2 separate regions of the Homo sapiens genome follow, and region 1 is linked to region 2. A link is a loop called in an ENCODE intact Hi-C map of the cell type or tissue named here. Cell type or tissue: endothelial cell of umbilical vein. All regions are shown on one strand. Links, peaks and the distances in the headings refer to the core of each region. The heading gives the core; the rest is flanking DNA.

Region 1 (5,390 bases), core at 99-5,098, 440 kb before region 2:
ATACATAGGTAACCATGGGTGAAAAGAGGAATTCTGTTGCAAGAATTTAAATATACTGTTTCTCGTACATTTATGTCTTCATTCATTCCTTTAACAGACACTTATTGAGCACCTGCTGTGAGAAGCACTGTGCTATTTGCTGGGAGACATGCTGAGATTTCTAAAAAAGTGGGCCTTTATTTCTCCCCCTTCAGAAGCTTTCCATCCAGTGGGGGCACTATCTGATCATTCATTAAAGCACACATGAGTCACCCACAATGAAAGATATTGTGGGATAAATGCTTTGGGAATGGTACCGAAGACAGGTGCTATAAGAACCCAGAGGAGTATGTGTTCACTTCGGGCTTAAAAGACATCAAAGAAGATCAGTGGAGGAGGGAGTGGTGTGCTAGAAATCATACAGCAAATATCCAGTGGCAAGAAAAGGCACAGCATATTGGGAGTTTCAAGAAGACTGGTTTACCTGGAGAGGATTCTCATGGTAAGGTGAATTGAAATAAAATTGGAAGCTAAGAGTCAGATTGTATAGGGCCTTGAATGCCAAGTTCAGTTGACTTACACACATATAGATGAGGAAGTGGGAGGGAGGTAGCTCCCAAGGTCTCAGAAATCCAGGTGATAGGACTGAAATTATAACATAAAATGGCTCTTTACTTTCAGAATTGTTTCTAGGCCAGTAAGTCATCAATACACCCTAAGAAAATAAATTCATATGGAATTTGCCAAAGTTGTAGAAAGGATACAATCTCTAAATAAAGGGTAGCCCTTTAAGTTGAATCCATTAAGAAAAGTTAAATTATGCTTATTTTTTTCACCATGACCTAGTAAAAATTCTGTCACAACCATTGATACAGCTAAATCCCCTTTATTCCAACTCCAAGCTCCTCAAGGAACCTTGTGAATATCAGATGGAGCTATAGGAGAAGACATAAGAGGCCCCCTTAGTGCATTAGCTGCTACCCTGGTCTTGCACTTTGGTCTCTTGAGAGCCTTGCTAGCATGAATAAGCGTCCTCAAATGGGATCAGCTCTTGGGACACTGGCTAAGTTACATTTCTTTTTTCTTTTTTTTTTTTTTAAGAGACAGGGAGTCACTATGTTGCCCAGGCTGGTCTCAAACTCCTGGGCTCTAGCAATATTCCCATCTCATCCTCCCAAAATTCTGGGATTACAGACATGAGCCACCATGCCTGGCTCAACCAAGTCACATTTTTGAATCTTCAAGTTAAAGACTAAAAACCCTGGACTTGCCTTTGTGAATCCACCAAATGGCTCTTTCCAGACTCTGATTGGGGCAGCTTACCAGCTTTCCCTCTGGGCCTCCTTAAAAAGCACCCAATCATTCAAAATACACACAGTTCTGGGTGATGGAAAAGTTTAATTAATAGACTTATGTGGCTTGCATATGTAAATCACCAAGAAGTAAATATAATTAAAAACTTTACAATAAAAAACTTTAAATATTCATACATTTTTTGATGATTCAAGAACTACATTACCAAAAGACATAACCAGAATATATCAGAACTCTCAAAACGCAACAGAAAACAAATAAACCAATGTAAAAAAATGGGTAATTAAACAGGCACTTAACATAAAAGGATAGCTAGATGATAGTAAGTACACAAAAAGTTTTCAACAATTATTCATTATTAGGGAAATGTCCGTTAAAACTACAATGTGTTACCATTATATATAAAATTAAAAATACTGACAATACCAAGTGCTGACAAGGATGCGGAGCAACTGGAAATCTCATGCATTGCACATGTGAATGCAAAGTAGTAAAGCGACTCTGGACAATGGCTTGGCAATTCCTTAAAACGTTAAACATACACAATGACCCAATAATCCCATCCCTCAGGTTTTTACTGTAGAGAAATGAAAGCTTATGCTCACACAAAAACCTGTACATGCATGTTTATAGCAGCTCTAGTCAGAATCACCAAAAACTTGAAACCAACCACCCAACTATTCTTAAATAAGTAAATGGGTAACAAAACCACATCAGAATCTTACAGTATTTTGGGGGAACATAATGACCAATTAGCATCATGAAGTGGTACCATAGAAGGAAAATGGTCATATTTTTTCCTTCTGCTTATTAAAATTCCAGATAAAGTGAGGGTTCCAGATAAAGTAGGCTCCTTATGTTTATAAGAAAATGTGTAAACATTAGCCACACTGTGAGTTATGAGTGTTTGTGTTGCAGCTAAATGCACAAGTATTGAGCATGGAATGCAGGTTTTGAAAGAGCAGAAGAATAAAGCATATGAGTGGGAGAAGGAAGAGAAAGGCTGCATGCAGAATAAATAAAAGCATCTCTGTTCATCAGTGTTGACTTCAACCTCAGAACCAAAATGAAGCAACTGTATGCATGAGTATATATATGTGTGTGGTCCATGTTCATTTGGAGGGTCAAAAGCCTTTGATTAAAATTTTTTAAATTAAGACTCAGAATCATTCAGTGTTTTTAAAAACTGATCTCCTTAAGGAGAAGAATCCTATGTTTTGATGGACATGAGAATAGACAAACTTAAAGAATTGGGAGAGCAGGAGGCCCTGCCAGAGGAAGGCCTGTCTAAATCCACATACCAGTGCAAGCTGTCTTCGGCTGTCCTACGTACTAAGGGACATAGCTCAGCACAGCCAGTCCCTGTGATGCATCAGCCACTGCATCCGTAAACCAGTGACCACTTCTGAAGCAGCAGAAGTTATTTTGCTGCAAATCTATCTCCAAGATCCAAAATGTGTTTAATCGGGGTGAGCCATTAACTGAATTAAATGAGACATATGTTTACCAGCAGGTGGCAACAGAGGTAATGGTGTCTCCCAAAACGTTAAACTTGCATTATTTTATACGCCAGAAATGGGAATCTTCAAAACTTGATTGGGTCCCAACTTAACTTCACTCTATCTTACATTTGCATTCTGAGATGAAATTATTCAAGCCAAGATATTGTAACCAGAAACATAAATTTTTCTTTTATTAAGCTGATATTGTGCTTCATTTTCTAAGGGTGGCTCCTCCAGGAGTTTGATATTTTTAATTGAAAAATTGGAAAAATAAAACATTATTTATAGCCTCATGAGTTAGACTTATTTGTGGTCAAGGGAGGCTTTTAAAAGGTGAAATAAACACTATTTTCAAATACAGCTGCCTGACATTTAATAGTGGAACGCATATTCTCTTGTGAACAAAGACGAAGCAATTCGACCACTTTTGAATGTCAAAGACATACTAGGTTCCTAACTGACTCTCTTAAACCTTTGTTAATTCTTTTCACATATGAGAAAACCCTTAGGTTTCAATGGAAAAAATAAACATTTTATTCTCACATGATTTCAAAGACTATTGTAACAGGATAGTTTGCTCTAAAGCTCGTGTCCCAGATGGAAGGCATTGTTGCAAGAACATTTTACCCGACTGTCCTGATCCTAGAACTTGTAGAATGCCTGTACTTCTTTCTGTTTCACCAAACTTCCCTGATTGTCTGGCTCCTCTCTTTCGGCATAGGTTCCTGGGCTCCCGTCTAACTCTTAGTCTCATTTCCCATGGTCCCTCTCTTTTCCTGTGGTTTATCACTCCTTTCATTTCCCACAATCTCTCTCTCATAACTGGACTTGGAATACATAATTTAGAAAAATATATACGTAGAAAATAAAAATGTTATTTAGAAAAATAAAACTATTTCTTGCTATATTTTATGATCTTAAATTTAAAGGCTTGTTCAGTTCCATATTTCTAAAAACTAGAAATAATTTACTTGCCAATTATTTAACTTAATTTTTAAATAAGTATGCACATTCATGTGATTCAAAATTTGAAATGTGCAAAAGGGTAGTAAAAAATGTCCCTTCTACTCTTTCTTCTAGCCAGTAGCAACCAATGCTTCAAGTTTCTGATGAATATTTCCAGAGAGATGCATATACCAGCAATTACATATATGTGCAGGGGTGTGTGTATATATATATACATATATATGTGTATATATGTATATATACACACATGCACATATATAAGTGCATATGTGCATATATATGTGTGTGTGTGTGTGTGTGTGTGTGTGTGGATATTCTTTATCTTTCCTGATTCTTACACAAAGGACAAATGATAGCATACGTTACACAAAAGCACCTTGCTTTTTTTTTTTACTTAGCTATTATACATAGCTTGGCAATTATTCCCTATCAATCCAGAGAGAGCTTTCTCTTCCCTTTTTCATAGCCACAGAGTATTGCACTGTACAGATAGTCCATAATTTATTTCAATCTGACCACTACACATACCACTTTGTTTGTTATTAGTTAAATAATTTCTGCTTTTAGTTTCTACTTTCTTTAGGTTTATTATTATCATTCAGTTCTTTTTATTAATTCTTTGAGTCAGATGTTACTTCTTTCATTATCAGTCTTTTTATTATTCTACATATGGAAGACTATGAATTTTCCTCTGAGCACTGCTTTAAATTGCACTCCTTAGGTTCTAGTATATAGTTATTTCTAAATTAGTTTTTGGCACAGAATTGGATTAATCATCATCCTTAATTTATGTTACACTCTCATCATTGGTAAATGCATAGCCATCTTTTGTTTAGTTCTTCCATTTTTTAACATAATTTTTAAAATATGGGCCCATCACCCAATGCGTCTTGACAATAAACTCCATCTACCTATATTGCCCCTCCCATTCCCTCCCTCTGCTTCTGTCCATACTACTCCTCCAACCACCAGAGATAAAGATCATGCTGAATTCTTTTTCATTTCCTTGCTTTCTTTTTCATATAGCTTCATAGCTTCTATCTTCTATCTTTCCTTAAAACATATTTTTATTTTAAATTTAAACATTTTCTTATTTTCTGAATATTAGGTTTGATTTTGATTTTCTTTATGATCCAAGAGTTGCTTTAAAAAGAGTTTTGGGGTTTTTTTCCCAGATATTAGAATATCTTGTTGTTTTATTATTTTGTTTTATTATTAAGATCGGGCTATATTACATCATGAACAGAAAATGCCTTCTGCACTATTTTTACATTTTGGAATTTCTTGGTGTTTTTCTTTGTGTTAAAATGTGATCACTTGGGATATGCCATAGGATGCTCTGTATCCACCTGTCTGTCTCTCCAATTTTGGGGCCAGTGATTGCCCTGTGGCCTCACTTCTCTGACAGATCTAAGAAGAGTTGCTGATTTTGTATTTTGTTTGGCTTTTTAAATTGTATATATTTAAGGTGTACAACATGATATTTTTATATAACTATACACGGTAAAATGCTTACTCCAGCCAAGCAAATTAACCCACCCATCATCTTCCATAGTTACTTCGTGTGTGTGTGTGTGTGTGTGTGTGTGTGTGTGTGTGTGTTAAGAGCACCTAAAATCTACTCTCTTG
Region 2 (5,390 bases), core at 310-5,309:
ATGTCTTGAAATGTCCTTTCTAAAGAAATCATTACTTTTAAAACAGGTATTTAATTTTTATGAAAGAAAAATTAGAGTGGAAAGAAAAAAATCTTCAGAGAGCCCCAGGGGGTGGAGCTGATGAGAAATCCCAGAAGTTCAAGTTCAGATGCCCAGAAATGCAGGGCACATTGGAGGGGCAGGGGCACGCACTCCCAGGTGCAGCGTTTCAGCAGCCTGGGGATCTGAGACTGCTGTGGACTTGTGTGCATGATCTTCATGGCTAATGATGAGGCAACAGCCAGAAAGAGAAAAAGCCCAAAGTAGTCCTTATAAAACTATAGAGAAGACCACATTTGTCTTTGTGACAAACACTTGAACTGTTTCACAGATGCTCACAGCAGACAGCCCTCTATACTACCAATTTATGCTTCCTAACTCTTCACACTCTCCTTTCTTCAGTGCCTAGATCATTGCTGTCTTACATGGAAGAATGAAAGTATCTAATAATGTAATTCACAGTAAATTACCAATTGAAGAGAAAAAAACCTCATTATATTCTTTTGGTGGTATTTATGTTTTAAAGGAGGGTCTTGGAAGGCAATGCCTAACCTAAACGGAACTAAATCTTGGGGAATTTCAGCCAACGTGGCAGGCAATCGGGGAGCTATTAGGGGATAGTAAGGGCCTGCTTCTGTCCCTAGGCACCATCCCATGTGGTTATCTATTCACTGTGTTTGGTAAAAGGTGACCCATTTTGCCATGGGTCTATCAAAATTATTTTGAAATGTATCTACATTATCCAAAAGGACCTTGAACCTGGGTTTCCCCTCTCTTTCAGCCCACTTCTGTTACCTAAACCCTGTGCTTGATTGTAAAATCAAGCACAAGAGAGTCCCAAGGCAAAAGTGGCTACAAAAGTAAATAAACTACCTTATATAGATATGGCTTCATGGATATTTAAAGATATAAAAATAATAATCCCCTTTCCCAGTTTGGTCATTCTTGAGAGTTGAAACCACCAAGTCCCCATGCAGTCTACTTTGTCAGTTTCACGGAACCGGAACTCCCCTCACCAAGGGTGAAGCTCTCCTTGAGTCTACTTTAAGATGGCTTTCTTTTAAATAAATAATTTTTGCTCACTAACTTATGCTTTTCTCTCACTTTTCCCCTTTCCCTTCTGCCACTTACGTTTCTCAGGACAAATGTTGCCTTTCACTTTACTGCCAGCCCCTCTCAACCTCAGGTAAGTGAAGGGGTTCCAAGAGTTATCAACATCCTACCTGTTGGTGTTGCCTGCCTGTTAGTGAAACCATGTTACCCTGGTAGAGTTAGCGTGTGGTGTTGCCCTTGACCTTTCACAACTTGAAGTATATTTGTATTCCACTTTATTCCTTGTGTTACTGGAATTTTGGACACAATATTTAATCATATCACCTTAATTGGTATAAAATGGGTGGCATGCTATTTGTTTTCAGGTGTTCATTGGTTCAATCCTCACTGAGAAAATCGTGTGCCCACTATGCACCAAGAACATTGTTAGACTGCACCTGGTGCTGGAGGCACAAAGGTTAAGAACGGAGAGACACAACTTCTGCCATTATGAACCTGATAGCTGGGAAGTGGTAGTGGGGATAGGTAGTAAAAGGCTGACACCAAACAGATACACAAATAATTAATTGACCTGGAAATACAACGAAAATAAGACATTTTAATGTTTACAATGTTATAAGTGTAGTAAATTAGTTTCTCCTCTCATAAAGAAAGAGCCAGAATTTTGACAAAAAACATCAGGAGAATTAGATATTTGTGTTGTGCTCTCCATTAAACCATAACCACAAATAGAATAAATACATGAAAACTTGGATTAAGTCAGGCTGTTTTTCTGGTGTCATTTCTAGCTACCTTCCTTTTTTCTTTCATAAGCTTCTGAAGACAAAACTCTATATAATAGCATGTTCGAAACAAGTTTATTTGTTGTACATTTTCTTTAGTCCATAATATAGCTTTGGTCATAAATAGCTACTTAGGTTTTGCTTTGGAGTAGTAAAACTGGGATTAACATGGACTTGTTGTAAATATACTACTGCGGTGCTGGTAAATAGTTAAGAACTGGTTCTCAGAGAGAAAGCCCTGATTTGTAGCATTTGCCCATTTCTGTGGTGTAAATACCTCCACTGTGGCTGATTTTAAGCTCCCATTGTGATGTCACTGAACAGCTGGGAAGTGACTAATGCACAATCAGCTCTCCCAAGCCTGAATGAACCAACTCCAATCCACTTTTAAACTTCCTGTCTGTGAAAGTCTCTGCAACGCATGTATACTGCCACCCAGTGGCAGGAGAGGGCCAAAGGCCCTTAATATACTGCCCTCAATATTTATTGACTATTTAATTTCAAGAAATATTTTAAAAGCACTAATTACTAGGTGCAAAGAGAGAAACCTAAAGTAGAAGGGGAATAGGCCGGGCGCGATGGCTCACGCCTATAATCCCAGCACTTTGGGAGGCTGAGGCGGGCAGATCACGAGGTCAGGAGATCGAGACCATCCTGGCTAACACGGTGAAACGTCGTCTCTACTAAAAAAATACAAAAAATTACCCGGGCATGGTGGCGGGCGCCTGTGGTCCCAGCTACTCGGGAGGCTGAGGCAGGAGAATGGCGTGAACCCGGGAGGCGGAGCTTGCAGTGAGCCAAGATTGAGCCACTGCACTCCAGCCTGGGCGACAGAGCGAGACTCTGTCTCAAAAAAAAAAAAAAAAAGAAGAGGAATAACTTTCACTCTAACTACAGGAACTGTATAGTCTAACAGTCCTGTACAGAGCTATAATAAATATGATATACTGATCAGGTGTGGTGGCTTGCACCTGTAATCCCAACACTTTGGGAGGCTGAGGCAGAAGTATTGCTTGAGGCCAAGAGTTCAAGACCAGCCTGGGCAACATAGCAAGACCCTGTCTCTACAAAAACCTAAAAAATAAAAAATTAGCCGGGTATGGTAGCTTGCATCTGTAGTTTTGACTTCTCAGGAGGCTGAGGCAGAAGGATCACTTGAGCCCAGGAGGTCAAGACTACAGTGATACATGATTGTGCCATTGCACCCTAGCCTGGGTGACAGCGTGAGACCCTATCTCTGAAAAAAAAATTTAAATAATTTGTATTTAAACCCCAAAATGGAGTAAAATATACTTAGAACAAACTAATAAAACAAAACAAGTTCCTTGATATCTACGAAAGGTTTACTTTACTCTTAACTAGTCTCATTTTCACCTATATTTTGTATCCTCTTTGATTACAGGAAATATTTTCTTTTTCTATAAACTCACCCAAACGGTTGCACATTCTCAGATAACCTGTGTCAATCACTGTTTGCCTCTATTCCAGGAGTTAGAAGCAGGTTGCAGAAACTGGGGAGGTAGCCAGGACCCAGATAGTGATTTTTCAGCCTAAATTCCAGCCACTGCTTTGGGTATTTGTCGTTCGCTTCTTTCTGGTAAAGGTAGATTGTCAGGCAGGGGTCAAAAACATTTATTTGGGGTTTATGGTAATTTGCAGATAAAGTTGTTAATACTTTCAGTGGGTGTTTACTGCTTGCACAAAACCAATTACTAGCATATATGGGAACATATATGAGGCTCATTATTGCCAACAGTAATCATAGTAATGCTCTTGAGTTACACAGTATGGGTTTCCTGGGAAACAAGAACACTCTTGGAAATTCCATGCTCCTCATCTTTTGAAGAGCCCTGTATTATATGTATTTGAGTCAAGCTCCAAAATTAAGTGGGTTCTTGGGGGTATTGCCATCTGTTATAAGATGTGAATAGACTTCCAACTGTATCATTAATGACACTCTTTAATTCTGAGATAATTTTTCCCCATCAGAAAGCTTTGGATTATTAAAAAGGATTCCATTTTTATTGTCCTGGTACTCAAAATAGGGTTAGGAGAAAAGATGTTGAAATACAAAGTTAAGTTTTAACTTGTTTTGCCTCTCTGTACATGATAGATTTATTAGAGTCTTCACTGGGAGCCTGTTTCGGTTGCTTTTCTCAAAATCTTAATCATAGGCTTAATATAACTTCTCAATCAGTTATCGTATTTTATAATTATTTGGCAGAATTCCCCTTTCTTCATCATTAAGGACAAGTTTACAACTTAGAGTTAATACATTTTTCCAGTGGATTCATAATCTACATGGGTAAATAGTACAACCTCTTTCAATTAAAAATGTTTCCTAATTCTGGTGTTACTTGAAAAACACTTTTAAAAGATACCTCAGCCTGCCCGCAATTGTGAATGTATTTCTGGGGACTCCACATGGGGCTTGGTCTTTGAATCTCTGTATGTTCTCACTATATTCCAGCCAGCAACAAGTTTCTTGATCAAAAGGGCAAGGGGGAGGATGAGTCTAGTGCTAATTCTTGCCTATGGGAAGGTGGTTAAAATTATTGAGGAACAGGCTTATCTGCTTTTCAATATGGAATTTTCGTATGTCACATTGACCACACAGAAAGAAGTGAATCTTATCACATGTTATATCTCACTTACCCTTAATTTAAAGGGGGCAGGATGCTTCTTAAACAGGAAACAAACTAAAGTATAGCAAAGTTTAGTTGAGAAATAAATGACTATTTCTTTTACCCTAGAAAAAGGAATAGCAACATTGCATAAAATGGCTGTTTTGTCTTATTTACTGCTATATTCTTAATGCCTGGCACAGAGCCCTGCGCAGATTTAGTTTCTCAATATGTATGAGATGAAGAGCTGACTGAATTCATTAATGGAGATTCACGGAGATTTACGTATAAATTTTGTGCCTAATAGTAGAGGAAACAATCCCATTCATGTAAATATAAATCATGTCTTTCTTTTTCTTATTCTCAGTATTTTCTATACAAGTTTCCCAAAGACGTGGACTCAGTTATCATTAAAGTGGTGTCTGAAATGGCTTATCCATGTTCTGTTGTCTCAGTCCAGAATATCATGGTGAGTGCTGATAACTTGCCAACCTTCTACTATAGAGCATTATATTATTCCAGAACAAATGAAAGAGAAGGGTGGAAGCATGCCATCCTCTTACTGTGTATCTCCCTTCCAAAACTACTAAACAATACGAACAGTATCTGTGAGCACGAGTGGGCAGACTGTGTTTGCAGACACTAATTTGGAGTGGTAAAGAATAGTTAACTCTTCACCAAAATCAACAAAGCAAAGAAGGAAAGGAGGGAGGAAGCAGGGAAGGATTGTAACAAGGAACCAGGAAGACCAAGTTGTGGGCTCCGCGAGAAAGCTAAAATTGAACCCTACCATTTGTTCTGCTTTTAAATTTTTATTGTAACATTCGGTTCTTTCTGTCTCCTGAGGTGTTAACGAAAATTGAAAAAAGTGTTATACACTTTAAGACAATAT

Evidence for each region. Peaks named below come from ENCODE experiments on the same cell type or tissue, not always from the same donor. Only the 100,000 strongest peaks of a DNase experiment are listed, where the experiment ranks them.
Region 1: it touches region 2 in a loop (10-fold over the local background); 6 of 110 quality-filtered maps call a loop at or near these places.

The regions. Positions count from the first base shown.
Region 1 is chr3:113,133,467-113,138,856 of GRCh38, forward strand. All of the region lies in intron 1 of NEPRO-AS1 (NEPRO antisense RNA 1), which reads left to right. Among named protein-coding and RNA genes, the nearest start is that of LINC02044, 32 kb to the right of the region's middle. In endothelial cell of umbilical vein, for the core only: a CTCF peak has its summit at 2,810 (motif pointing right); no DNase peak of the experiment used is centred there.
Region 2 is chr3:113,575,743-113,581,132 of GRCh38, forward strand. SIDT1 (SID1 transmembrane family member 1) reads left to right here. Exons shown (of 25, transcript NM_017699.3): 4 at 1,180-1,225; 5 at 4,866-4,967. Among named protein-coding and RNA genes, the nearest start is that of SIDT1-AS1, 13 kb to the right of the region's middle. In endothelial cell of umbilical vein, for the core only: a CTCF peak has its summit at 2,310 (motif pointing left); a DNase peak (open chromatin) is centred at 2,229; H3K27ac peaks cover 381 bases.